Linked DNA regions of Homo sapiens: region 2 is linked to region 1. A link is a loop called in an ENCODE intact Hi-C map of the cell type or tissue named here. Cell type or tissue: heart right ventricle. All regions are shown on one strand. Each heading gives the region's core, and the rest is flanking DNA. Links, peaks and the distances in the headings are about the cores only.

Region 1 (17,302 bases), core at 4,392-12,391:
AAAAAATCCTAGTATTAATAGGAAAATGCCAGGCAGTCAAGCATTCTAACAGAAAAGGTCAAAACAGGGATTTCTAATGTAAGTCCTGAACCCCTACTACCACTAACCTGGAGGCTCCATGGAGGTGTTAATGAAGGTGTAAGAGTTGTTTTCTCCTTTCCAAAGAAGTCTAATAGAAATCATCAATTATATTTATGCTACCTTTGCTTTTTTTTTTTTTTTTTGTCCAGAAACCCATCAAGGTAGTGTGGTAGGCCTGGCTGTCTTAAGGGAAAAGGGATTAATTAATGATATTTGTCTGGCAGGCTAAAATCTTTTCAAGCTTTGAGATCCACTCCTAAGAGCTACTTAGTAGTGAGAAGGTTAGGGATCTGCAATTTAATCTCTGGGAACAAAGTCTTAAACCAAAGAAATAAACCTCTTCAACAAACACTCAGGCAACAGTGCTGTTGCGTTTCAGGAGAAGGGTATGGATTAAAGAATTGAAGATACACTGGCCTTGATATCTAGGTCTCTAATGTAGAATCAGTAGTCTACGGTGGTTAAAATAATGGACTTTTTTCTTTTTTTGAGACAGAGTCTCACTCTGTCAACCAGCCTGGAGTGCAGTGGCGTGATCTTGGCTCACTGCAACCTCTGCCTCCCGAGCTCAAGTGATTCTCCTGCTTCAGCCTCCCGAGTAGCTGGGACTACAGGTGCATGCCACCATGCCCGGCTACTTTTTGTATTTTTAATAGAGTTGGGGTTTCACCATGTTGGCCAGCCTGATCTGGAACTCCTGACCTCAGGTAATCTGCCCGCCTCTGCCTTCCCAAAGTGCTGAGATTATAGGCATGAGCCACCGCACCTGGCCAAAATAATGGACTTTTAATAGTAAAGAGACATAGTTCAAATCTTGACTCTGCCACTTGCTATTAATAATTAACAAATTATTGAACTTCTCTGTGCATCAGTTTTCTCATTTGTAAAATAATAGAAACTATCTCATAGGCTTGCCAACTAGATGAATGAGATAATACATTTGAACTACAAGATGCTTGACATACAATAACTTCTCAATGAATGTCACAAATTTTTTTAACGGACCATAACTCAAATCTGTCTTTCACTATGACACAGGCACATCTGTTCATCCCCACCTGCCTGCCAATTCCTTTTTTTTCACCCTCTGAATTAATTGGATGTTTTAGATGTTGTCAAAAATGCCTGAAACCAAAGCAGAAGGAAAGTGTAGGCTGGGCCCCCACCCAGAAGTTGTGTGTCAGTTTGTTCCTCCTGAGTGAGGTTCACTACTAGGCTGGACACAGTGTGGAGGGAATTTGGGCCTCTGTTACAAAGGGAGGAAGAGGAAAAGAACAATTAAGGGCCCGTTCTCAGGAAGCTCACTCTAATATTACGGGAGTCACGAGTCAGGCTTGGAAAAGAAAGAAGACCAACTAAAAACATAATTGGTTAAGTATAAATATTGAATATGTAAGTGCTAGGTGGGAAGTTCTCCCTTGAGCTGCATTTGATGCGGAGGTAGGAAGACTTTGTTATGCTCTGCTATCACCTGCATTGAAGCACCTAGATCTTTTATCCCTCCAATCTGTCCCCACCACCCGGGCAGTTGCCATATTAATTGCCCTAAAGCACTACTTTAATCATGTCATTTCTCAACGAAAATATCAGACACTCTATGGAATTATCTATGGAATTAAGTACAGACTTTTTAGCCTCTCCAAATGTGAGCCCAACTTATCACCCCATTGTTCCCTGACATGTGTCAGATTGGTGTAGTCACTGTTCCCTAAGCACATCTTGAATGGTTGCTCTTCTGCACCTTTCTTTATTCTATCTGGAATGTCTTCTTGCCCCCTCCCGTCTCAAATACCACTCTCTCCTTTAAAGCTTCCCCTAACACCCTCCTAATTTTCTCAGCATTCTCTATCTAAAATTTGGAACTCTTATTTGCTGACTGGGGTTACAGTTCGTTTTGTTTTTTGAGACAGAGTCTTGCTCTGTTGCCCAGGCTGGAGTGCAGTGGCACGATCTTGGCTCACTGCAACCTCTGCCTCCTGGGTTCAAGTGATTCTCCCGCCTCAGCCACCCAAGTAGCAGGGATTACAGGTACCCGCCATCATGCCTGGGTAATTTTTGTATTTTTGTAGAGTCGGGGTTTCATTATATTGGCCACGCTGGTCTTGAACTCCTGACCTCAGGTGATCCCTCCCCACCGCCTCGGCCTCCCAAAGTGCTGGGATTACAGGCACGAGCCACTGCACCCGGCTAATACATCTCTTTAACTCTCTCCTAAGAGAATTTTAAAAAGTAAAAACAAAGAGAAGAAGGAAATTTAGCCCCCAGAAAAATTTACTGCAAAGTAAAATATAGCTTTAAAATTCAATGTTTTTCTTCTCTGAAGATACCCAGGACAGTTTGCCTCTGCTGTTTTTTGTTTTGTTTTGTTTTGTTTTTAATCATATAAATTGCTTTGCTTGAAAGGCAAGTGGGGGTAAATATAGCAGCAGTATCTCTGATATAACATTCTCTGACCTGTCCTGGACATGTCCTTGACATTGTCCTTTAGAAAGGAAAGAGAAGGAGAGAAAGTGTGTCCCTGCTACTGTATATAAGAGAAACTCCTATTTCTAGCCATTATCAGGGCACAAGGGGACTGATGAGTATACAGAATAAAAATAAAGGTCGAGTGCAGTGGCTCACACCTGTAACCCCAGCACTTGGGTAGGCAGAGGCAGGAGAACAGCTTCAGCCCAGGAGTTTGAGATCAGGCTGGGCAATACAGCAAGACGCTGTTCTCCACAAAAAGAAAAATAATAATAATAAAAATAAAGAAGCAAAAGATGATAGTAATTTGTCATGTCTCCTGTGTTTGGCTGTCTCTGGCAGGACAGCCAGAGCCAGAGAGAGTCGATCAGCAGTATTTACTGAGGTGAAGGTGGCCAGATGCCCTGTACTGGAAACCACACTCAGTTCAACTTCCATTTCTGCCAACTGCATTTTGAAAAGCGTCCTGCCTAAATGCTTTGTAGGTTACTGAATCCCACTTCCTCCTTACCCTTTTCAGAGTTTTTCTTTTTTTTTTTTTTTTGAGACGGAGTCTCGCTCTGTTGCCAGGATGGAGTGCAGTGTCGAGATCTCGGCTCACTGCAACCTCTGCCTCCTGGGTTCGAGCAATTCTCCTGTGTCAGCCTCCCGAGTAGCTGGGACTACAGTGTGCACCACCACGCCCAGCTAATTTTTGTATTTTTAGTAGAGATGGGGTTTCACTATGTTGGCCAGGATGGTCTCAATCTCTTGACCTCGTGATCCAGCCTCCTCGGCCTCCCAAAGTGTTGGGATTACAGGCGTGAGCCACCGCACCTGGCCCAGAGTTTCTTTTTTCTTAAAGGAAAATGTAAGGATACCAATAATGAAATTTAACTTGAAAGTGACTTGGAATATACATCATTGTGGTTCTCTGTTAAGGGGATTGGGTGGTGAGAGAGTGAGGTAAGGGGCTGGGGGCTGAAAGGAAGGCTGAGTAGAGAATGACCCCTAAGTCTTTGCTCTATGTTGTTGACCCTTTTATAATGAGAATGATTTATGAATTATGTGTATAATTTTTTTAAGTAGAGAAGGAAGGAAACAAATAATGTGTTGAGAAATAGCTCACCTGTGATTTATACAGGATACTTGATTTAGACATATTATGTATTCTCTATTGCTATCAAGTAAAATATCTGTTTAGTAGGTTAACTGTGATTACCTTATTTCCAGTGTCTAGTATAGTATCACACCAATGCAAATTTAAAATTATGTACTAATTCTGCCTCCCATTTCTGTCTTTTGATTACTTGTTTCCTTGATAAGATTAAAATTAGAGAACCTTGTGATAGTACCCTTGGCACACGTGCCCACCCTTTTAGAAGATCATTTGTCAAATTAACAAAGCAATGCTGTGCTAGAAATCAGTGTATACATTAGTGTACATAAAGTCCCTCATATAATGCCTGATACATGCTGGTTGCGTTGTAAAAACTAAGACCTTTCTTCTCTTCCCCTTTGTCCAAGGAATAAGACAGGGTTGACATCAAAGAATTTCAATTTGTAAGCATCTGGCCTAGCAAAGTTAGTTAGAGCTAGGAAGTGTGTTAGGTATTATTTCACCAATTTTCCTCATCTTAAGATAGAGAAACTCAGGCCCAGAGAGGGTTAATGTTTAATACATGTTACAAATCCACCGAGTGGCAGAGTCTTAATGAACTCTTCTAAACTTCTACCTAGCCGGGCACTGTGGCTTGTGCCTGTAATCCTAGCACTTTGGAAGGCCGAGGCAGGTGCATCACCTGAGGTCAGGAGTTGGAGACCAGCCTGGCCAACATGGTGAAACCCCATCTCTACTAAAAATACAAAAAATTAGCCAGGCATGGTGGCGTGTGCTTGTAGTCCCAGCTACTCGGGAGGCTGACGTGGGAGAATCGCTTGAACCTGGGAGGCGGAGGTTGCAGTGAGCCGAAATCATGCCACTGCACTCCAGCCTGGGTGACGGAGCTTTTTTGAGACTTCATCTCAAAAAAAAAAAAAAAATCAAAGTACTGGCCTAAAGGCATTTTAACCTCTCTCAGAGCACAGTATGTGAAGAACAGGCATAGTTCATTATTATTATTATTAGCATATTAGCAGCTTATCATCCTTGTCAGTTTTGGCTTCTGTGTGTGAGTTTTCAATACAATGTTTCAAAGGCCAGAGCAGCTTTCCCTCCTCCTCAGGGAGTGAGCCAGCATCCAGGTGTCTCTGAAGAACAATACCTACCCTTGACTCCCCAGGTGGCTTTGTGATGCTGAGCCTCACAAAGACAGGGAGGTCTTGTGGAAGGGAAGCCCTCAGCCCTCAGCCCTCAGCCCTCAGGGTGCTGACTGGGGTGAGCTCCAGGAAAAGCTTGCCTAATTCTCACCTAGAAAAACAGAGCTCTTCTCTGGAATTCAAACACAATTTAGAGAGGTCAGAGAAATTCAAAGCCTGGGGACCTTTGTCCTCCTGGTGCCCAAACAACCACACATTCTGCTTTCTGCTTCACAGTTTATAAAGCATTATGAAAGGCAGGAGATCTGCATAATAGGTAGTTCACTGTTCTTATTTTATAAAGTAAAAGCAAACAAACAAAAACAGCCCAGAAAGAAACAGGTGAAGAGAAAGGAGAAGACACTAACATGGCTTAAGCACTCATGTGTCCTAGGCATCTTAGATCCCTCATCCCACTTTCAAAACCTCCCTGGAAGGAAGCGTTATCCCTATTTTATAGAAACGGAAGCTTACAGGCCAAGCAGCATGTCCAAGGTCGCACAGCAACAAAGTGGCAGAGCCAGAAGTTGAAGTACATCCTTTGACCTCTATCTAGTAAATTGAGTGCACCTTCTACAGCCCCACATGAGGAAACCCAATCCCAGAGCGGTAACATGCCCTGCAGAAGGTCACGTAGCTAGTAAATAGCAGGGCTGGAATCTGACTGTAATTCTCATCTGAAGCTTGAAGTGGACAGTCTCTGTTTTAACAAGATGTTTTGTTTGCTGGTGGGAAACAGAGCTTATGGAAGAAAATGAAATGTCACGCATAAATTGATCTGTTTAGATTAGATTTGATAACTTCGGTTGGGGGTATCACTTGCAGGGAGAGGTCTCTAAACTAAAACTCCACAGTACAAAATCACAAAGCGGATGAACAAGTTGGGCAAGGAAAGAAATAAATACTGGAGGCTATGCTGACCAAAAAACTAAATCTTAAATTTCACTACTCAGCCTTAATTGAGTCTTTAAAGTAACAACTTACTGTTTCAATAAATGACACATGATCATAATACAAAATTTAAAAGATATAACAGATATGATGTGAAAAGTCCCTTTCCTTCCCTCCCTAACCGTTTATCCAGCCTGACCATTATAGAGTATCCAGAAATCTTGATTTGGCCTAAATAAAGAGTGTTCTATGTGTTGGAAGAGGGTACTCTTTACATAGTGTGATCTGAGAAGTGCGGAAAGATCCAATGCATTGTAAAAATACATCTCCACTGGCTTGCTTCTACCTTCCCTTTCTACCTAGCAAGAAATTCTGCCAGTGAGAGGTAATCCTTTCTGCTAAACTAAGAGGAGGACATTACTTCCAGAACTACATAGGAAAAGCATAATTTTGCCTAAGGGCCTTTCTGTTCATCAACCTAATCATTATTTTCCCTTGTCTTTTTTTTTTGAGACGGAGTCTCGCTCTGTCGCCCAGGCTGGAGTGCAATGGTGCAATCTTGGTTCACTGCAACCTCCACCTCCACGGTTCAAGCAATTCTCGTGCCTCAGCCTCCCAAGTAGCTGGGATTACAGGTGCATGCCACCATGCTCAGCTAATTTTTGTATTTTTAGTAGAGATGGGGTTTTACCACGTTGGCCAGGATGGTCTTGAACTCCTGACCTCAGGTGATCCACCCGTCTCGGCCTCCCAAAATGCTAGGATTACAGGCATGAGCCCCCGTGCCCGGCCCCCTTGTCATTTTTGTTCTCTCTACTTTCTTCCTGAAAACATACGCCCATCTGGGGAGGCCCTAAGAGACCCTCACTAAGGCTTAACTGATTTCAGGATTTTATTTTATTTATTTATTTTATTTTGAGATGGAGTCTCATTCTTGTTGCCCAGGCTGGAGTGCAAAGGCGCGATCTCAGCTCACTGCAACCTCTGCCTCCTGGGTTCAAGCGATTCTCCTGCCTCAGCCTCTCAAATAGCTGGGATTACAGGCATGTGCCACCACACTCAGCCTTTTTGTTTTGATACGGAGTTTCCCTCTTGTTGCCCAGGCTAGAGTGCAATGGCATGATCTCAGCTCACCGCAACCTCTGCCTCCCAGGTTCAAGCGATTCTCCTGCCTCAGCTTCCCGAGTAGCTAGGATGACAGGCATGCGCCACCATGCCCGGCTGATTTTTGTATTTTTAGTACAGATGGGGTTTCTTCATGTTGGTCAGGCTGGTCCCGAACTCCCGAACTCAGGTGATCCATCTGCTTTGGCTTCCCAAAGCGCTGGGATTACAGGCGTGAGCCACCGCGCCCGGCCTAATTTTGTATTTTTAATAGAGACAGGGTTTCACTATGTTGGTCAGGCTGGTCTCAAACTCCTAACCTCAGGTGATCCACCTACCTGGGCGTGAGCCACTGTGCTCGGCCTGATTTCAGGATTTTAAATATAATACATTTCCCCACCAGCCCCACATTTTCCAGAAGAGCTAGCTTAACACAAACTAGATTTTGCTCATGGGTGAAATGTGAAGAATTTTTTTTTTTAGATGGAGTCTCACTCTGTCGCCCAGGCTGGAGTACAGTGGCACGATCACGGCTCACTGCCACCTCTGCCTCCCAGGTTCAAGCAATTCTCCTGCCTCAGCCTTCTGAGTAGCTGGGATTACAGGTGCACGCCACCATGCCTGACTAAGTTTTTGTATTTTAAGTAGAGACAGGGTTTCACCATGCTGGCCAGGCTAAGCCACCGCACCCAGCCACTAGTGTCCTATAAACATAATTTTTTGGCCAGGCGCGGTGGCTCATGCCTGTAATCCTAGCACTTTGGGAGGCCGAGGAGGGCGGATCACCTGAGGTCAGGAGTTTGAGACCAGCCTGACCAAGTTGGAGAAGCTCTGTCGCTACTAAAAATACAAAATTAGCCAGGTGTGGTGGCACATGCCTGTAATCCCAGGTATTCAGGAGGCTGAGGCAGGAGAATCGCTTTAACCCAGGAGATGGAGGTTGTGGTAAGCAGAGATTGCGCCACTGCACTCCAGCCTGGGCAACAAGACGAAACTCTGTCTCAAACAACAACAACAACTTTTAAAAAATGTTTACTTTTGGATGGGTAGTGACATTGTGGGTGACTTTTTCTGTCTTTTATCTAGAGCTGTATTAATGTTGCTATACTGTTCATGTAATTTTCTTTAATTATAAAGAGAAGAAAAACCATTCCTTAATAGAGTGGTTTGCAATAACAAACTCAATAGGGAACTCAGTAAAGACTGAGAAGAGGCATTTTAATGTGGCTATTCAGGAGTAGATAATGGCCCTTAATTATATTTCAATAGAGACTAAAACCAAATTATTTGTTATTTGACATTAAGAGGTGACGATAACTGCGCAGATAATTTGCTAGAGGAGTTTGCCAAAAAAGAGTAGAAATAGGACAGAATCATTAGAAAGCAGCAAAATTGAGTAAAGGTTTTGTTCAGTATTAGAAAGATAGACAAAGTAGGTGTGAGCTCTGCCTCCTTAGCTATTTCTGTTGTAAACCTAGAGAAGACCTGCTTAACAGTGGAGAATTGCTAACATCCTGAGAAAACCTCTTCACTTTCTGTTATTTCACTTTTTAAAAAACAAGTAGAGGCAAAGGGTCTTCCTAAATAATGTTCATAAGGGATCAGTGGCAGGGCATTGGGGAGGGGAGGAAGCTGCTTGATTATAAATTCTTTTTTTTTTTTTTTTTTCTGAGACAGAGTTTCACTCTTGTTGCCCAGGCTGGAGTGCAATGGCATAATCTTGGCTCACCGCAACCTCCACCTCCTCGGTTCAAGCAGTTCTCCTGCCTCAGCCTCCTGAGTAGCTGGGATTACAGGCATATGCCACCACACCCAGCTAATTTTTGTATTTTTAGTAGAGACAGTGTTTCACCATGTTGGCCAGGCTGGTCTCGATCTCCTGACCTCATGATCCGCCCGCCTCAGCCTCCCAAAGTGCCGGGATTACAGGCGTGAGCCACTGCACCCGGCTGATTATAAATTCTTTACATTTCACCCATGAGCAAAATTTAGTTTGTGTCAAGCTAGCTCTTCTGGAAAATGTGGGGCTTGTGGGGAAACATATCACATTTAAAATCCTGAAATCAGGCCAAGCATGGTGGCTCACACTTGTAATCCCAGCACTTTGGGAGGCCGAGGCCGGTGGATTACTTGAGGTCAGGAATTTGAGACCAGCCTGGCCAACATGGTGAAACCCTGTCTCAACATGGGAACACTTACCTGTAGTCTCAAGAGGCTGATGCAGGAGTATCCCTTGAGCCTAGGAGGCTGAGGCTACGAATGTGCCACTACACTCCAGCCTGGGCAACAGAGCAAGACCCTGTCTCAAAAAAAAAAAAGAGAAAAGAAAAGAAATGTAACACCATTGAGGTGAGATAATAAGAGATATTCTGCTACTTTTAAAACAATTAAAATTTAGGCTAGGTGTGGTGGCTCACGCCTATAATCCCAGTACTTTGGGAGACCAGGAGTTTCAGACCAGCCTGGGTAACATGGAGAGGCACCATCTCTACCAAAAAAAAAAGAAAAATAAAAAATAAGAAATAAATAAATTTTTAAAAAGTAAAATTTCTAGTCCCCAATACTAAAAGATACTGAAAGAAATTGCCAATGGTGTTGCAAACCGCAAATGGAAATACTATTGAAATTATTGACAGTGGGGAAAGGGTCAGAGGGTAAAATGTCTTTGATTTTTTAAGTATGAAAAAAGACTTCCTTTAAAGATAGAGATTGACCAAACCTGCTTAGCTTAAGTAGTTGCATATCTAGAGAGTAAGACTGTGGAATAGAGTAGGGTTTTGTTGTTGTTATAAATATTTGGTATTACCTTAAAATTACATCCATATAGGCTGGGTGTGGTGGCTCACGCCTGTAATCCTAGCATTTTGGGAGGCCGAGCTGGGTGGATCACCTGAGGTCAGGAATTTGAGACCAGCCTGACCAACATGGTGAAACCCCATCTCTACTAAAAATTTGAAAATTAGCTGGGCGTGGTGGCGGGACCTGAAATCACAGCTACTTGGGAGGCTGAGGCAGGAGAATCCCTTGAACCAAGAAGGTGGAGGTTGCAATGAGCCGGGATCGTGCCACTGTACTCCAGCCTGGACGGTGGCAAAAGCAAGACTCCATCTCAAAAAAAAAAAAAAAAAAAAAAAAAAAAAAATATATATATATATATATATATATATATATATATATATATATATATATATGTATACAATACAATAATCAAACTTTATTTTAAAAAATGTTCTCAGGCTGGGCACGGTGGCTCACACCTGTAATCCCAGCACTTTGGGAGGCCAAGGCGGATGGATCACGAGGTCAGGAGTTCGAGACCAGCCTGGCCAACATGGTGAAACCCCGTCTCTACTAATAATACAAAAACTTAGCCGGGCCTGGTGGCTGGCACCTGTAGACCCAGCTACTTGGGAGGCTGAGGCAGGAGAATTGCTTCAATCTGGGAGGTGGAGGTTGCAGTGAGCCAAGATCTTGACACTGCACTCCAGCCTGGGTGACAGAGTGAGACTCAGTGAGAGATTTTTTGTATTTTTAGTAGAGACACGGTGGAGGCTCCATCTCAAAAAAAAAAAAAAAAAAAAAAAAAAAAAAAGTTCCCCAGGTGGAAAAAAATTACATTCTGAAAACTAGTAGGAAAATTTTCAATGATCTCTAGAACATTTTGGCATGGATTATCAAAAGATGTTTTACGAGCATGTAAAGAAATTGACTCTAGGCACTAACAAGGGGCCGCTACGGGCAAGTTCTTTCATTCAGCAAATATTTGTTGCGCAAATTCTGAGTTATAGTTACTGTGCAAGACACAAGGGATGAAGCAGAAAACAAAACAGGCACATTCCTGCCCCTTGTGGAACTCTGGTGAGGAAGACAAATAATAAAACGTATGGTATAATTACAGCTTGTGATAAGTGCCAAAAAAGAAAACCCAGGGATTTATGTGAGCCCATAATTACAGGAACTAGCTTCACTGGGAGAGGAGGCAGTGCTAGAGAAATCCTCTGTGGGGACACAGTATTTAAACTGCTACCTGAGGGATGAATAGAATTTAGGTGGACAATGCGTGCAGAGTGCTACAGAGAAAATCTGAAAACACCATGCGAAAGAGTCATGAGGCAGGAATAAGCTTGCCATGCTAGAGGAACAGAGAAAAAGCTGAGGTGGCTGGAACAGTAAACAGGAGGGAGAGTGCAGATAAGCAGGGGCCACATCACACAGGCAGTAACTAATGCTATTTTCTTTTTTAAAATGATTACTGGACAGGTAGATGAAAGAAATAAAAACACACTGTTGGAGAGAAAACATCATTTCTTTTTTTACCCTTTTTAGGTTCTTAGTTGAGACACTTGAAAACAAGCGTCAGATTAACAAAAGAAAAACAAGTTTATTAACATGCTGTACCCATCAAGTGGGAGAGGCCTCAGTTCAAAAGTATTTCTCTCTCCAGGCAGTGGCTTAGGGACCTTGTTTAAATAGTATTTTAACAAAGAACCATGAATTTTTTTTTTTTTTTTTTTTGACAGAGTCTTGCTCTGTCGCCCAGGCTGGAGTGCAGTGGCATGATCTCGGCTCACTGCAACCTCGCCTCCTGGGTTCAAGCGATTATTGCGCCTCAGCCTCCCGAGTAGCTGGGGTTACAGGCGTGTGCCACCACGCCCGGCTGATTTTTGTATTTTTAGTAGAGACAGGGTAGTGCCATGTTGGACAGGCTGGTTTCGAGCTCCTGGCCTCAAGCAATCCACCTGCCTAGGCCTCCCAAAGTGCTGGGATTACAGGCGTGAGCCACCGTACTTGGCCAGAGCCATGAATCTTACGAAGTGCTGAAACAAAGAAGAGTATCTTTAGGCTTCCAAAAGGCAGGAAAATGTGGGAAGGTAAATTAATGGGAAGAGTAAAGTCTGCTCCTGGATCCTCTGGCACCGCTGAGCTGTTTCTGAGCGGATGAAGGCAGAGTTAGGAAGGGCAGTGTGCCCATGTGTTTTAAGCTTTTAAACTAAAATCCCCAGTATTTTAGCGAGAAATATTTTGGTTTCCTTCAACACACTAAATTTGTTTTCTGCAAGGTAACTGATAAAAATGGTTGGGATGAACCAGTTATCACTTTTTTTTTTTTTTTTTGAGATGGAGTCTCGCTCTGTCACCCAGGCTGGAGTGCAGTGGCGCTATCTAGGCTCACTGCAAGCTCTGCCTCCTGGTTCACACCATTCTCCTGCCTCAGCCTCCCGAGTAGGTGGGACTACAGGCGCCCGCCATCACGCCTGGCTAATTTTTTGTATTTTTAGTAGAGACGGGGTTTCACCATGTTAGCCAGGCTGGTCTCGAACTCCTGACCTCAGGTGATCCGCCTGCCTCGGCCTCCTAAAGTGCTGGGATTACAGGCGTGAGCCACCGCGCAGTTATCACTTCTACAACCAAATTATATCCCAAATCCATCCACTTCCCACTTTCTCCTCCCTAGATCAAATCACCACCATCTCCCCTGGGCTACTGCTACTGGTCTTGTTTTCACTTTTATTTCCCACAGTCCATCCTCTATACAGCAGCTAGAGTGATCTAAAATGTAAATCAGGCCATTTGAATTCTTTGCTTAAAAATCCTTCAATGGCAGCCGGGCGCGGTGGCTCACGCCTGTAATCCCAGCACTTTGGGAGGCCAAGGTGAGTGGATCACCTGAGGTCAGGAGTTCAAGACCAGCCTGATCAACATGGAGAAACCCTGTCTCTACTAAAAATACAAAATTAGCCGGGCATGGTGGCACATGCCTATTACTAGGCAGGCTACTAGGGAGGCTGAGGCAGGAGAATCACTTGAACCTGGGAGGCGGAGGTTGCGGTGAGCCAAGATTGAGATCATGCCATTGCACTCCAGCCTGAGCAACAAGAGTGAAACTCTGTCTCAAAAAAAAAAAAAAAAAAAATCCTTTTATGGCTTCCCATTTGTCACAGGTTAAGTTTGTCACAGATGCAGAGGTGGAGTTTGGGATTCAACATGTTATTAAGGTTTAACATCTGTGACAAGGAAGAAAGAGAAATCTGAGTTGGACTGAGGAAGAAATCAGTGATGCAGACCAAAAATAGCCTTGGCCAACCTATCAAGGAGCTCTGAAAAACGAGTATTATCCGTCAGAATTGTTAGGTTAAAATAGCTGGGGCTTTATAACCCTGCTCACTTAGTCTCTAGAAGCGATCTGCTCTAAGAAGGGTATATCCTTAAGCAGTGGGGCTCTCTGTGTCTGGGGCAGATTCTGAAAGGGCTGTTTGGTGACTACACTCTTTACATCTGGGCATCAAGTCCTTCCTTAAAGGAGGATATGGATGGTACATCTCTTGTCCATCTCACCACTGCATTTAGAATAAAAGGCCTTGCCAAGCACATTGTGTGAGTCTGTAGTCTCAGCTATTGGGAAGCTGAGGGGTGAGGATTGTTTGAGCTTCAGAGTTCCAGGCTGCAGTGTGCTATGATTGCTCCTGTGAATAGCCACTGTACCCTAGCCCAGGTGACACAGGGAGACCCCATCTCTAAAAAAGTAAGTGAGTAAATAAAAGAATTTCAAGACCTTACATAATCTAGTTTCTGTCTACCTTTCCTCTACTTGCCTTTGTTCACATTTTGCTCTAGGTACACTGCCCTCCTTGTTTTTTTAAGCCCATCCCTTCCTCAAGGACTTTGTGCTTGCTGTTCCCCTGCCTGGAATGGTATACTCCCAGTCTTCACATGGCTAGTGCCTTCAGAAGTTGTGTGCCTTTCTCCTCATTATTCTGTTTAGTGTTGCTCCATTTCACTTTCCTCATAAAATGACCTGAATTTTTATTTACATCTATCTCATCAACTAGAATGTAAATTTCGTGAGAGTCTCGGTGTGGTCTGTTTTTTCCACTTCTCTAACCCCACTCAGTACCTAGAACTCAGTAGACCTCCACAAATACTTATGGTTCTTTTGCTTTTTTTTTTTTTTTTTTTTTTGAGACAGAGTCTCGCTCTGTCGCCCAGGCTGGAATGCAGTGGTGTGATCTCGGCTCACTGCAAGCTCCGCCTCCCGGGTTCACGCCATTCTCCTGCCTCAGCCTCCCGAGTAGCTAGGACTACAGGTGCTCGCCACCATGCCCGGCTAATTTTTTGTATTTTTAGTAGAGACAGGGTTTCACCGTGTTAGCCAGGGTGGTCTCGATCTCCTGACCTCATGATCCGCCCACCTCGGCCTCCCAAAGTGCTGGGATTACAGGCGTGAGCCACCGCACCCAGCCTTTTTTTGCTTTTTTTTTTGAGATGGAGTCTTGCTCTGTCACCCAGGCTGGGGTGCAGTGGCATGATCTCAGCTTACTGCAACCTCCGCCTCCCATGTTCAAGCAATTTTCCTGCCTCACCCTCCCAAGTAGCTGGGATTACAGCCATGCACCACCACGACCGGCTAATTTTTTTTTTGTATTTTTAGTAGAGACAGGGTTTCACTATATTGGCCAGGCTGGTCTCAAACTCTTGAACTTGTGATCTGCCTGCCTCGGCCTCCCAAAATACTGGGATTACAGGCGTGAGCCACTGTGCCTGGCCTGTTTTTTGTTTTTTTTTTTAAAGATGCGATCTTGCTCTGTTGCCCAGGCTGGAATGTGGAGGTGTGACCATAGCTCACTGTAGCCTCAAACTCCTGGGCTCAAGTGATTCTCCTGCCACAGCCTCCCAAGTAGCTAAGACTACAGGCATGTACCACAACACCTGGCTAATTTTTAAAATTTTTTGTGGAGATGAGGTCTTACTAGGTTGTCCAGGCTGGTCTCAAACTCCTGGCTTCAAGTGAATCTCCTATCTCGGCCTCTGAAATGCAGAAAGGTACATTGAATGATACTACAGATAGCTACAGTTTTAGCTAACTAAATTTTGTCCAAATAATATTTATTAGTATTAAGGTTAACCTGAAGGGAGATCTCTAGTTGGCTGATACAAGTCTGTCTGGTCCTGTCAAACAGTTAAAAGTCAATGATTTGTATCAGAAATGTTGTGATCATCCAAATTTCTGATGACACAAAGCTGGGAGTATTGATGGCTAACATATTGGATGATGGGTTTCAGATTCAGAAGGACCTGAAAGTTCATCAACAACAGAATGGACATTGAATTGTGGTATATTATTCAAGCAATAAACTATCGTACAGCAATGAAAGTGAGTGAACTACTGCTATCAGAAACATGAAGAAACTTCACAAAGAAAATGTTGAAAGAAATAAACCAAACACACACAAAGGAGTATAGATTGCATGATGCCACATGTATGTATGTTTCCAATCCAGGCAAAACTATTCAGTGGTGTTAAAAGTCAGGACTGGTTCTCTATAGGAAGGAGGAAGGGGGCATGAGTTAGGCTTCTGAAGTGCTGGTAATAACTTTCTTGACCTATGTGGTAGTTATATAAATATGTTTGCTTTGCAAAAATTCATTGATCATTGATGTGTGCACTTAGGATTTGTGCACATTTTATATGTGTATTATGTTAATTAATTAATTATTTTTTTTAGATGGAGTTTTGCTCTTATTGCCCAGACTGGAGTGCCATGGTGTGATCTCAGCTCACTGCAACCTCCACCTCCCAGGTTCAAGTGATTCTTTTGCCTCAGCCTCCCAAGTAGCTGTGATTACAGGCATGTGCCACCACACTCGGCTAATTTCGTATTTTTAGTAGAGACGAGGTTTCACCATGTTGGCCAGGCTGGTCTCGAACTCCTGACCTCAGGTGATCTGCCCACCTGGGCCTCCCAAAGTGCTGGGATTACAGGTGTAAGCCACGGTGCCTGGCCTATTATATGTTAATTTTAAAGTTAAGAGTGAAATAGACTTGGGAGATTTATTTAACTAAAAACTCTTTTTTTTTTTTTTTTTGAGATGGAGTCTTGCTGTGTCGCCCAGGTTGGAGTGCAATGGCGCAATCTCAGCTCACTGCAAGCTCCGCCTCCCAGGTTCACGCCATTCTCCTGCCTCAGCCTCCCGAATAGCTGGTACTACAGGCACCCACCACCATGCCTGGCTAATTTTTTGTATTTTTAGTAGAGACAGGGTTTCACCGTGTTAGCCAGGATGGTCTCAATCTCCTGACCTCGTGATCCACCCGCCTCGGCCTCCCAAAGTGCTGGGATTACAGGTGTGAACCACCACCGCACCTGGCCTTAACTAAAAACTCCTGTGTAGTTCCTGATTTTGAATAAAAGAATTTTAACATTTTGCCAGTTAGTATCATAGTTGCTTTTCATTTGGGGTAAATAGTTTTTATTATGTTGAAGTAGTTTCTTTTGATTTTCTTTCACAGTTTTTGTTAGAATGGCTACTGAATACACTATAACACCTATTGCTGCAGGGATGGGGGCAAGGGGTATTTTCATGTGCTGCTACTGAAATATGAAGTGTTATAGCCTTTTTGGAAAGCAGTCTGGCAACAGCTATTATTTTAAATATACCCTTTGGCCAGGTGCGGTGGCTCACCCCTGTAATCTCAGCACTTTGGGAGGCCAAGGAGGGTGGATCACCTGAGGTCAGGAGTTTGAGACCAGCCTGGCCAACATGGTGAAACCCTGTCTCTACTAGAAATACAAAAATTAGCCGGGCGTGATAGCGCGTGCCTGTAATCCCAGCTACTCAGGAGGCTGAGGCAGGAGAATCACTTGAACCCGGGAGGCAGAGGTTGCAGTGAGCCAAGATTGTGCAACTGCACCCCAGCCTGGGCGATAGAGTGAGACTTGGTCTCAAAAAATAAAATAAAATAAAATAAAATAAAATAAAATAAAATAAAATAAAATAAAATAAAATAAAAAACAAATAAAAATATATATACCCTTTGACCCAGCAATTACAGTCCTGGGAATCTATCCTCTGAAAAAAACCATTAGTTTCAATAAAACTATTGGAGTAAAAACACTATAGGACGTATGTACAAGGACATTTGTTGCAGCATTTTAAGTGGCAACACACACACACAAATTGTGAATACTATGGATGTCCATCAATAGAGTGATGGTTGTAAAAATTATAGTACATTCACATTTTGGCACATCCATAAAGAGGAATGAATTTGTACTCTACCAGTTGACTTAGAGGGATTTTACACACAAAAATGTTTTGAGTAAAAGGCAAAAAAGTAGTCACTTTTTAAATGACAAAAAAAACTGCATTGAATATGTGTGCATTTGTATTTGTCTATATGTGATTATATGAGCATAGAGAAAAATATTAACAACTAGGTTGATAAATTGATTATGGGGGTGGAGGGGACAGGTGATGGGGTAGTAGATGAAGACGGGGGATGGTAGAGTCAAGGGAGAAAGAAAAAGTAAAATAAGAACCAGAGGATTTTTTGTAATCTCTGTATGAGCCGGTAATCTTGTATTACAGGTAAAAAATCAAATGCAGTCTTAGGGGCATTGATATATTATACTGTCACCAAATCAAAGGACATAATAATCCCAGTGTGCTTTATGCTGTTCACATCAAATCTAGCATATTCTAT
Region 2 (10,675 bases), core at 1-8,000, 60 kb after region 1:
AAATGTCAAGCAAGTTTGGGCTGTTATTAGTGCTGTATAGGGTACTGCTTCATGAAGTACATTGTAAATGCTTGAATTTGGATGCCTAGAAGGGTGTGGCACTTCTTTTCCTCCATACTGCTTACCATTTCTTGTTGACTTATACTGGGCTAATTAACTTTTTCTTGGTCCTTAAATGCTTCTCAGTTTGAATCCTTGATTTAGATTAAACTTGATTGATGGAAGTTGAGGAACAGACTTACAAAATATGAGTGTTTACTTTCATTTTTGGTTCTCCTGGAGTAGGCAGCTCTGTGACAGAAGCTATTTCCCCTGATCAGTGAGAAGGGCCTTCAACAATTCTTAACTCTTCCAAGTTCAGATGTAAAAAGGCATATCCAGAAGTGCCACCTTCCATCTGTTCTATGTTCCAAGATTTTCTGGTGAGGATTCTCTTTTTCTTTGAATGACTGATAATAAGAACACCTACTATATAGAGGGAAACCTTTATACCCTACCCACAGGGTATGGCCTTATTCCATGACTGCAAAAAAAAAAAAAAAAAAAACTTATCAGAGTGCAATAATAGGTATAACATCTGAACCCATGATTTGTGCAAAAGGTAAGACAGAGGGAGGGTAGGGAGGAAGGCTTCACTCTAATATGCAGCTCAGAAGTAGGTTTGGTAGCTACTGGACCTCACCTTGGCACAGGTGTCACAGGTATTGTGTGGTGCAGGGATTCATGGCAGATTTGGGGTTCTCAGAGGTCACCACAAATTGAATAGTATGCTTTATTTAAGCCTCATCTTGCTCACCAGTGCAGCAGTATGAAGGTCCAGGTAGAACACCCAGGTCTGGATCCCCAGGCAGATGGATACACAAAGCCAGTCACTGTGATGTTAGAGGCCTCCTTCGCTGCATGCACCCCTCAGCTGAATCACAGTAGGCTTGATGTGCAGCTGTCCAATAATTCCAACTATCTGCTGCTGCTTTGGGTGAGGGCTATAAAGTCCAGGTTCTCACACTGAATGATCTTATAGCATGGAATATGGGGACCAGGACACCCAGAACTTCCTAGAAATAGGTGACCTTAAAATTAAGCTGTTAGTTGGCTGGGCGTGGTGACTCACACCTGTAATTGCAGCACTTTGGGAGGCTGAGGTGGGTGGATCACCTGAGGTCAGAAGTTCAAGACTAGCCTGGCCAACATGGTGAAATCCCATCTCTACTAAACATACAAAAATCAGCCTGGTGTGGTGGCATGCGCCTGTAATCCCAGCTGCTTTGGAGGCTGACACAGGAGAATTGCTTGAACCCACCGAGGGGGCGGACGTTGCAGTGAGCCGAGATTGCACCACTTCACTCCAGCCTGGGTGAAAGAGTGAAACTCCATCTCAAAAAATAAATAAATAAATAAATAGATAAGCTGCTAACAAAACCATGTCCCATCATCTTTGTCCCCAACTTAGCTGACTAGAGACTGATAACTACCCCAAATTCAGATAAGCAAGGGGTAGTTCTCTGTGGTGAATCTCTGGTTTCAAAGGCACCTTTCATGGCACATGCTTTCATAATGGTTGTTTTGCTCTACTAACATAAAAGGAACCCAAAACAGGGTTTTTCTAAGTCAAGATGGCCTTAAATTCTATGGATTAGTCTCCTATGGTATTAATAGCTAAAAATGACAATTTCTACTTGTGTATTTTTGGTGAAAACTAAATGATGACTACTTTCTTTTTTTTTTTTTTTTCAGGCAGAGTCTTGCTCTGTTGCCAAGGCTGGAGTGTGATGGTGCGGTCTCAGCTCACTGTAAACCTTCCCTCCCAGGTTCAAGCCATTCTCCTGCCTCAGCCTCCCAAGTATCTGGGACTACAGGTGCCTGCCACCACATCTGGCTAATTTTTGTATTTTTAGTAGAGACAGGGTTTCACTATGTTGGCCAGGCTGGTCTCAAACTCCTGACCTCGTGATCCATCTGCCTTGGCCTCCCAAAGTGCTGGGATTACAGGCGTGAGACAACTTGCCCGGCCATGATGACTACTTTCTGATGACTCGAGACAATACTGATTATGTGACCTTGGGGAAGCTACTTAACCTCTCTGTATCTGTATATGTCTGTAAAATGGGGATTGTAACAGTTCCTAGTTTATAGCATTTTTGTGAGGAATTAATGAGTGTTACTACATCTAAAGTGCTTAGAGCAATGCTTGGCATATGGTAAGTATCCCAGAAATCTTGGCTATCATCAATTTATTATTGTTATTATTGAACTCCCCATCCCATTTGCCTAAAATACTTTACTAGAGATGGAAGGAAGAAAGGAGGGAAGGGAGGGAGGAAAAGAGGGAGGTGGGGAAGCTACTCAGGGTTAGGACTTTTAGTAGCTAGGGGTCAAGGAAGAAAACAGGTCTGGCAAATACATAGGACCATCTCTAGAAAGAATGCTTCCTAGAAAAGATCCTAAATAGCGATGATGTACATTACAAAGAGCACAGGTCAAAACTATCCCCCTGGGCTAGCAAAAACAAGGAACAGGAGTCAAGCCATATCAGACCAGAGTGGGAATTAGGATGACATAGATTGAGCCTCAGGTAATCTGGTTAAAAACAAATTTAATTTGGCCGGGTGCAGTGGCTCACGCCTGTAATCCCAGCACTTTGGGAGGCCAAGGTGGAAGGATCACGAGGTCAGGAGATCGAGACCATCCTAGCTAACATGGTGAAACTCCATCTCTACGTGGTGGTGGGTGCCTGTAGTCCCAGCTACTCAGGAGGCTGAGGCAGGAGAGTGGCGTGAACCTGGGAGGCCGAGCTTGCAGTGCGCCAAAATCGCGCCACTGCACTCCAGCCTGGGCGACAGAGCAAGACTCCATCTCAAAAAAAAAAAAAAAAAGGAAAACAAATTGAATTTGAAGATAAATGGGTCAAAAAGGAATATTCTCAGCTGCTTGTTTTCCATATGGATTGTTTTGCCACCTTTAAAGTTTTAAAGCAGTACTGTCAGATTATCATAATATTTTAGGTATGTTTCAAACTTTTGTGCTTTTTAATCTAAATTAATTCTTAGATAATTATTAAGAAGCAACGTAAATGTTTCATATTATCAAGCCATTGCAAATATATATATATATATATTTTTTGAGACAAAGGCTCGCTGTCGCCCAGGCTGGAATGCAGTGGCGCCATCTCAGCTCACTACAACCTCTGCCTCCCGGGTTCAAGCAATTCTCTGCCTCAGCCTCCCGAGTAGCTGGGATTACAGGCACCCGCCACCAATTTTTGTATTTTTAGTAGAGACGGGGTTTCACCACTTTGGCCAGGCTGGTCTGAAACTCCCGACCTCGTGATCCACCTGCCTCAGCCTTCCAAAGTGCTGGGATTACAGGCGTGAGCTGCCACGCCCAGCCTGCAAATATTTAAAAAGTAGTAAACAGCGGCCAGGCGTGGTGGCTCACGCCTGTAATCCCAGCAATTTGGGAGGCCGAGGCGGGTGGATCTGAGGTCAGGGGTTCAAGACTAGCCTGGCCAACATGGTGAAACCCTGTCTCTACTAAAAATACAAAAATCAGTCGGGCATGGTGGCACGCCCCTGTAAGCCTAGCTACTTGGGAGGCTGAGGCAGGAGAATCGCTTGAACCCGGGAGGCCGAGGTTGCAGTGAGCTGAGATCTCGCCACTGCACTCCAGCCTGGCAGACAGAGTGAGATTCCGTGTTAGTGGAAAGAAACAGTATGTACAATATGATTCCTTAAGAAACATATATATATGTGTGTGTGTGTGTGTGTCTGTGTGTGCACAAAAAAATTCTCAAAGGCCCAAAGAAGCAATAAAGCAAATCCCTGGCCACCAGAATAACTAAACATACAAAAAACCAGCAGTTGGAAACAATAATTTTTGACTTATTTGTCATGTTGAAGACATTTTTATTGCAAACATTTTGTTTTCTAGCAAACTATTTTGACTGCGCCATGCCATGTCAGTAGAGTGCCAGAGAAGTAACTGATTAGGATACTAAACTGGTGCAAGCTGGTAAGATAAGTGATAGGTCAAAACAGAGCAAAGAGAGCTGAAGAGAAACGGGGGAGGTCAGGGAGGAGCTTAGAGTGCATCTCACGAATACCGAGTTAGTCTTTCTTTAAAGAATGGCAAAATTCATCCTAGATCCAGACATAGGCCTTTGAAAGCAGTAGGACTACACCTGACATATAACCTGAAATTAGATGATGATATTCTGAATGAGAGGGCTCTCAACTTTAAAGAAAGAATGTCTTTAGGATTGGCATTATCTTCTTTACTCCAGGTATTTGTTTAGCAAACCTTTTTTCAAACATGGTTCAAAAGCAAATCACATTTTCCATATTCCCTATTAAATTATTATATATTATGAGGGGGGGGCAGTGTTCTTAATGACAAAATATTGTTTAAAAAGAATCCTTTCCTAAAAGAAATCAGGAAGATAATTCCATTTACAATAACTACACAAAAATAAGATACTTAAGAATAAACTTTTTTAAAAAAATTTTATTATTGTTACACTTTAAGTTTTAGGGTACATGTGCACAATGTGCAGGTTTGTTACATATGTATACATGTGCCATGTTGGTGTGCTGCAAAAAAAAAAAAAAAAAAAAAAGAATAAACTTAACCAAGGAGGTTAAAGATCTCTAAACTGAAAAACTATAAAACCTTGATGAAAGAAATTGAAGAAGACACAAATGAATGGAAAGACGTTTCATGTTCATGGGAGAATTAGTATTGTTAAAACACTCATACTACCCAAAGTGATCTACAAACTAAATATAATCTCTATCAAATACCTATAATATATTTCACAGAAATAAAAAAGACAGCCAGGCGCGGTGGCTCACTCTGTAATTCCAGCACTTTGGGAGGCAGAGGAGGGCGGATCACCTGAGATCGGGAGTTCGAGACCAGCCTGACCAACATGGAGAAACCCTGTCTCTACTAAAAATACAAAATTAGCCAGGCATGATGGCGCATGCCTGTAATCCCAGCTACTAGGGAGGGTGAGGCAGGAGAATCACTTGAACCTGGGAGGCAGAGGCTGCGGTGAGCCGAGATTGTGCCATTGCACTCCAGCCAGGGCAACAAGAGCAAAACTCCGTCTCAAAAAAAAAAAAAAAAAAAAAAAGACAATCATTAAATTCACATGGAGCCACAAAAGACTCAAATAGGCAAATCAATCCTGAGCAAAAATAACAAAGCTGAGGCATCACAGTACTTGATTGCAAAATGTACTACAAGGCTATAGTAACCAAAACAGCATGGTATTGGCATAAACACAAACACAGAGACCAATGAAAGAGAATAAAGAACCCAGAAATAAATTCATGCATCTATGGCCAACTGTTTTTCAACAAAGGTGCCAAGAACATGCACTGGGAAAAAGACAGTTTCTTCAATAAATGGTGCTGGGAAAATTGGAAAGTCACATGCAGAAGACTAAGACTAGACCCTGTCTCCACTATATACACAAATCAACTCAAAATGGATTAAAGACTTATATATAAAACTTGAAACTATGAAATTACTAAAAGAAAACATAAGGGAAATGCTTTGCAACACCGGGTTGGGCAAGGGTTTTTAAAAAGAGATCTCAAAGCACAGACAACAAAAGCAAAAAATAGACCAATGGGATTACATCAAACTGAAAAGCTTTTGTACTTAAAAAGGAAACAACAAAATGAAGAGAAAATCTACAGAATGGAAGAAAATATAAGCAAACTATACATCTCACAAGGAGTTAATATCTGAAGAATATATAATAACTTAATTCAACAATGAAAAACAAATTATCTTAATTTAAAAGTGGGCAAAAGACCTTAATAGGCATTTCTCAAAAGAAGACATACAAATGGCCAACAGGTACATGAAAAAATGCTCAACATCCCTAATCATCAGGCAAATGCAAATCAAAATCACAATGAGATATCATCTCACTCTAGTTAGAATGGCTATTAACAAACAGACAGGCTGCGTGGTGGCTCATGCCTGTAATCCCAGCACTTTGGGAGGCTGAGGCAGGTGGATCACTTGAGGTCAGGAATTCAAGGCCAGCCTGGCCAACAGTTACATGAAAAAATCCTCAACATCCCTAATCATCAGGCAAATGCAAATCAAAATCACAATGAGATATCATCTCACTCTAGTTAGAATGGCTATTAACAAACAGACAGGCTGCGTGGTGGCTCATGCCTGTAATCCCAGCACTTTGGGAGGCTGAGGCAGGTGGATAACTTGAGGTCAGGAATTCAAGGCCAGCCTGGCCAACATAGTGAAACCCCGACTCTACTAAAAATACAAAAATTAGCCAGGTATGGTGGCACATGCCTATAGTCCCAGCTACTCGGAGGCTGAGGCAGGAGAATTGCTTGAACCCACGAAGCAGAGGTTGCAATGAGCCGAGATTGCACCACTGCACTCCAGCCTGAGTGACACAGTGAGACTCTGTCTCTGTCTTAAAAAACAAAACAAAACAAAAAAAACAACTGTTGGCAAGGATGTGGAGAAAAGACAACACTTGCACATTTTTGGTGGAATTACAAATTAGTACAGCAGCTATAGAAGACAGTCTTTAATCCATTTTGAGTTGATTTGTGTATATGGTGGAGACAGGGTCTAGTCTTATTCTTCTGCATGTGACTTTCCAATTTTCCCAGCAACGTTTATTTAAGAGACTATCTTTTCCCCAGTGTGTGTTCTTGGCACCTTTGTTGAAAATTTTTTCCTCAAAAAATTAAAAATAGAACTACTGTGTGAGCCAGGAGTCCCACTAGTGGCTATATATTCAAAGGAAATGAAATCAGTTACATTGAAGTGGTATCTGCCCTCCTATGTTTACTGCAGCACTATTTACAATAACCAAGATATGGAATCAACCCAAACATCTAACAGTGAATGAATGAATAAAGAAAATGTGAGGCCGGGCACGGTGGCTCATGCCTGTAATCCCAGCACTTTGGGAGACCGAGGTGGGTGGGTCACTTGAGGTCAGGAGTTCCAGACCAGCCTGAGTAATATGGTGAAACCCCGTCTCTACTAAAAATACAAAAATTAGCCAGGCGTGGTGGCAGGCGCCTGTAATCCCAGCTACTTGGGAGGCTGAGGCAGAAGAATTGCTTGAATTTGGGAGGCGGAGGTTGCAGTAAGCTGAGATTGCACCACCGCACTCCAGCCTGGGGAACACAGCGAGACTCAGTCTCAAAAAAAAAAAAAAAAGAAAAAGAAAAAGGAAAAAAAGAGAAAATGTGGTACATATGGATTACAGAATATTATACAGCTGTAAAAAAGCATGAAATCTTGCCATTTGTGAAAATACGGTTAAACCTGGAGGACATTATGTTAAGTGAAATAAGCCAGACACAGAAAGATAAATACTGTATGATCTGTGGAATCTAATTTTTTTTAAAGAAAGAGTTTATATCTTAGAAGCAGAGAGAACAGTGGTTATCTGAGACTAGAAAGGGGAGAGAGGAAAGGAGGATAGGGAGAGGTTGGTCAACAGGTACAAAGTGACAATTAGATTGGAAGAATAAGTTCTGGTGTTTTATTGCACAGTAGGGTTGCTGTTAACAATAAGGTATTGTATATTACAAAATAGCATGAGGTGAGAGATATGCTAAGTACCCTGATTTGATCAGTATACAACATTTGTATGTATGGAAACACCAAAACTGTAACCTAGAATATGTACAATTACAATGTGTCAATTAAAAGAAGAATCCTTTCCTGTATTGTTTATTGTTACTAAAATGGGCAAAATAGCACCTTCCTATCTACTACATCACAGAAATGGTGAAGTAACTGAAAGAATGTAAGTTAAGTAGGTGAATTCCAGAGAACACACTGTAATTTCATCTTTCTTTTTTCAGATAACGCAATAGAGCAACTTACTCAGCTTAAAGAGTACCTATATCATAATTTTTGAAGTTTGCATTTGCATTTCTTATTGCATCACTAACTTCCGAAGTTACAACTCTTACCTTGAAATCTTCCCAAGATTTGCTCACTTAACCAGCTTGCAAACAACAGTCCGGCATTTTCCTGAGGCAGATTACCATAGCAGCATCCAGTCTATCAACCTTTAAAACAGAAAGGTGAATCCTAAGAATTTTGTGATAAAGCTAAAAGCCAGTAGAGAGTACCAGGCCTTCTCTGGTTCTGATGTAATGATTCTGAAAGACCCCCATGACAAAATATTTTATCTTAAAGGTTGTACTTGTTCTTTATACTTAAAGAAACTGGAGTTTCTGATCATGCCAATCATTAGATGGGAGGCCTCAGACAAGTCTTTTAGCATCCCTGGGCCTTAATTTCCATTTCTGTAAAAAGTCAGGAGTGCCTTAGATGATCTCCAATTTCCTCTCCACTCTGATTTCTCATCCTATGCTCCCTAGTTCATTTCTTCAATGTCGTGTGCCTCAAATCAGGAAAAAAACCTGGCAGAAGAGCAAGGATTTTACCTGTATTATTTTATTATTTTCACCAGCTCACCCACCCACCGTGTTTCTATTTTTCCAGGTAAGAGCCTGGTAGTTGCTTTTAATTTTTCCCTTTTATCTACTTTAGACAAATTATGACATTAATTCATGAATACAGAACACTTTCCAAGTTTTACCAATTACTTCTGCAGATACTATCTCATTTGATTAACACAACAGTTCAGGCTAGTAGGTATTATTTTTAATTTATCTGGCGAGGAAACTAAAGCCCAGGGAAGTTCAGTGAATTAATTGCCCAGAATAACACAGATAGCAGTTATGGGACCAGATCTTTTTTTTTTTTTTTTTCTTTTTGCGCTCTGTCACCCAGGCTGGAGTGCAGTGCCACCATCTCGGCTTACTGCAACCTCTGCCTCCTGGGTTCAAGCGATTCTCCAACCTCAGCCTCCTGAGTAGCTGGGATTACAGGTGCATGCCACCACGCCAGGCTAATTTTTGTATTTTTAGTAGAGACGGGGTTTCACCATGTTGGTCAGGCTGGTCTCGAACTCCTGACCCCGTGATCCGCCCGCCACAGCCTCCCAAAGTGCTGGGATTACAGGCATGAGCCACTGCCCCTGGCCTATTTATTTATTTATTTATTTACTTATTTAGATGGAGTTTTGCTCTTGTTGACCAGGCTGGAGTGCAATGGCGTGATTTCAGCTCACCACAACCTCCACCTCCCAGGATTACAGGCATGCGCCACCACGCCCGGCTAATTTTGTATTTTCAGTAGAGACAGGGTTTCTCCATGTTGCTCAGGCTGGTCTCAAACTCCTGACCTCAGGTGTTCCACCTGCCTTAGCCTACCAAAGTTCTGGGATTACAGGCGTGAGCCACCGTGCCCGGCCTAGGCCTATTTTTTTTTTTTTTTTTTTTTTTGCATTTTTTAGTAGAGACAGGGTTTGGCCATGTTGGCCAGGCTGATCTTGAACTCCTGACCTCAGGTGATCCACCCACCTCAGCCTCCCAGAGTGCTGAGATTACAGGCGTGAACCACCGTGCCCGGCCGGGGCCAGGTCTTCTGATTCCAAAGTCTTCACAACACTAAAATCTATTAAAGCAGATCCAGGTTTTGTAGGGCCTGAGGTGTCTATAATTTTGATGACTGTCTATCTTCAAGGATAGGAGTACAAAACTGCAATACAACAGAAAGTATGATCCTGTTGAACATACTGTTAGGGCCCCTCTCAGAGCCTCCTTAGGGTCTATTCAAGGGAAGGGCATCTAGGGTTAATCTTTAGGGTTAGGTCTCATGTAATGTTTTCTATATGCTAGACACTGCAAAATAAATACTAATTTTTTTTTTTTTTTGAGACGGAGTCTCACTCTGTTGCCTAGGCTGGACAGGCTGGAGTGCAGTGGCACCATCTCGGCTCACTGCAACCTCCACCTCCCAGGTTCAAGTGATTCTTCTACCTCAGCCTCCCAAGTAGCTGGGACTACAGGCACATGCTACCACACCTGGCTACTTTTTGTATTTTTAGTAGAGACAGGGTTTCACCACATTAGCCAGGCTGGTCTTGAACTCCTGACCTCGTGCTCCATCCGCCTCGGCATCCCAAAGTGCTGGGATTACAGGCATGAGCCACTGCACCCGGACCTTTTTTTTTTTTTTTTTTTGAGATGGAATCTCACTCTATTGCCCAGGCTGGAGTGCAATGATGAGATCTTGGCTCACTGCAATCTCTGCCTCACGGGTTCAAACAATTCTCCTGTCTCAACTTCCTGAGTAGCTGGTACTATGCATTACGCATGGCTAATTTTTGTATTTTTAGTATCGGCAGGGTTTCACCATGTTGGCCAGGCTAGTCTCAAAATCCTGGCCTCAAGTGATCCACCCACCTCGGCCTCCCAAAGTGCTGGGATTACAGGGTTGAGCCACCACGCCGGCCTGAAATAAATACTAGTTTTATTATCATAATAACCCTGAGGTAGGTATTATCCTTGTTTTACAGAGTTGGGAGTGAGGCTTGGAAAGGTAAAATGACTTGCCTGAGGACACAGAGCTGGTAAGTGCAAGAATCAAATTTGGAACTGAACAGATCTGGCTCTCAGGTCTATAGTGTGAATCTACCACCCTATGGGGCTCTATAAGCCTTCTTTTGAGGTTTCCTGGGATTCATCTTATTTAACCACTTCTCACTACATTCCATAGAACAGGCCCTTATATATTTACTTCTGAACCAGAC

The links. Peaks named below come from ENCODE experiments on the same cell type or tissue, not always from the same donor. Only the 100,000 strongest peaks of a DNase experiment are listed, where the experiment ranks them.
Region 2: a loop joins it to region 1, with 2.2 times the contacts of the local background. A loop is called at or near these places in 17 of 110 quality-filtered maps.

Annotation. Positions count from the first base shown.
Region 1 is chr1:113,015,271-113,032,572 of GRCh38, reverse strand. The region is part of intron 2 of LRIG2-DT (LRIG2 divergent transcript); the gene reads left to right. Among named protein-coding and RNA genes, the nearest start is that of LRIG2-DT, 49 kb to the left of the region's middle. RefSeq lists enhancers at 3,899-4,644, 4,645-5,392, 5,393-6,139, 6,140-6,887 and a silencer at 4,692-4,986. In heart right ventricle, for the core only: no CTCF peak of the experiment used is centred there; no DNase peak of the experiment used is centred there; H3K27ac peaks cover 2,229 bases.
Region 2 is chr1:112,957,883-112,968,557 of GRCh38, reverse strand. It overlaps SLC16A1-AS1 (SLC16A1 antisense RNA 1), which reads right to left. Exons shown (of 3, transcript NR_103744.1): 2 at 7,983-8,081; 3 at 4,486-4,586. Among named protein-coding and RNA genes, the nearest start is that of SLC16A1-AS1, 6.8 kb to the right of the region's middle. In heart right ventricle, for the core only: no CTCF peak of the experiment used is centred there; no DNase peak of the experiment used is centred there; H3K27ac peaks cover 1,631 bases.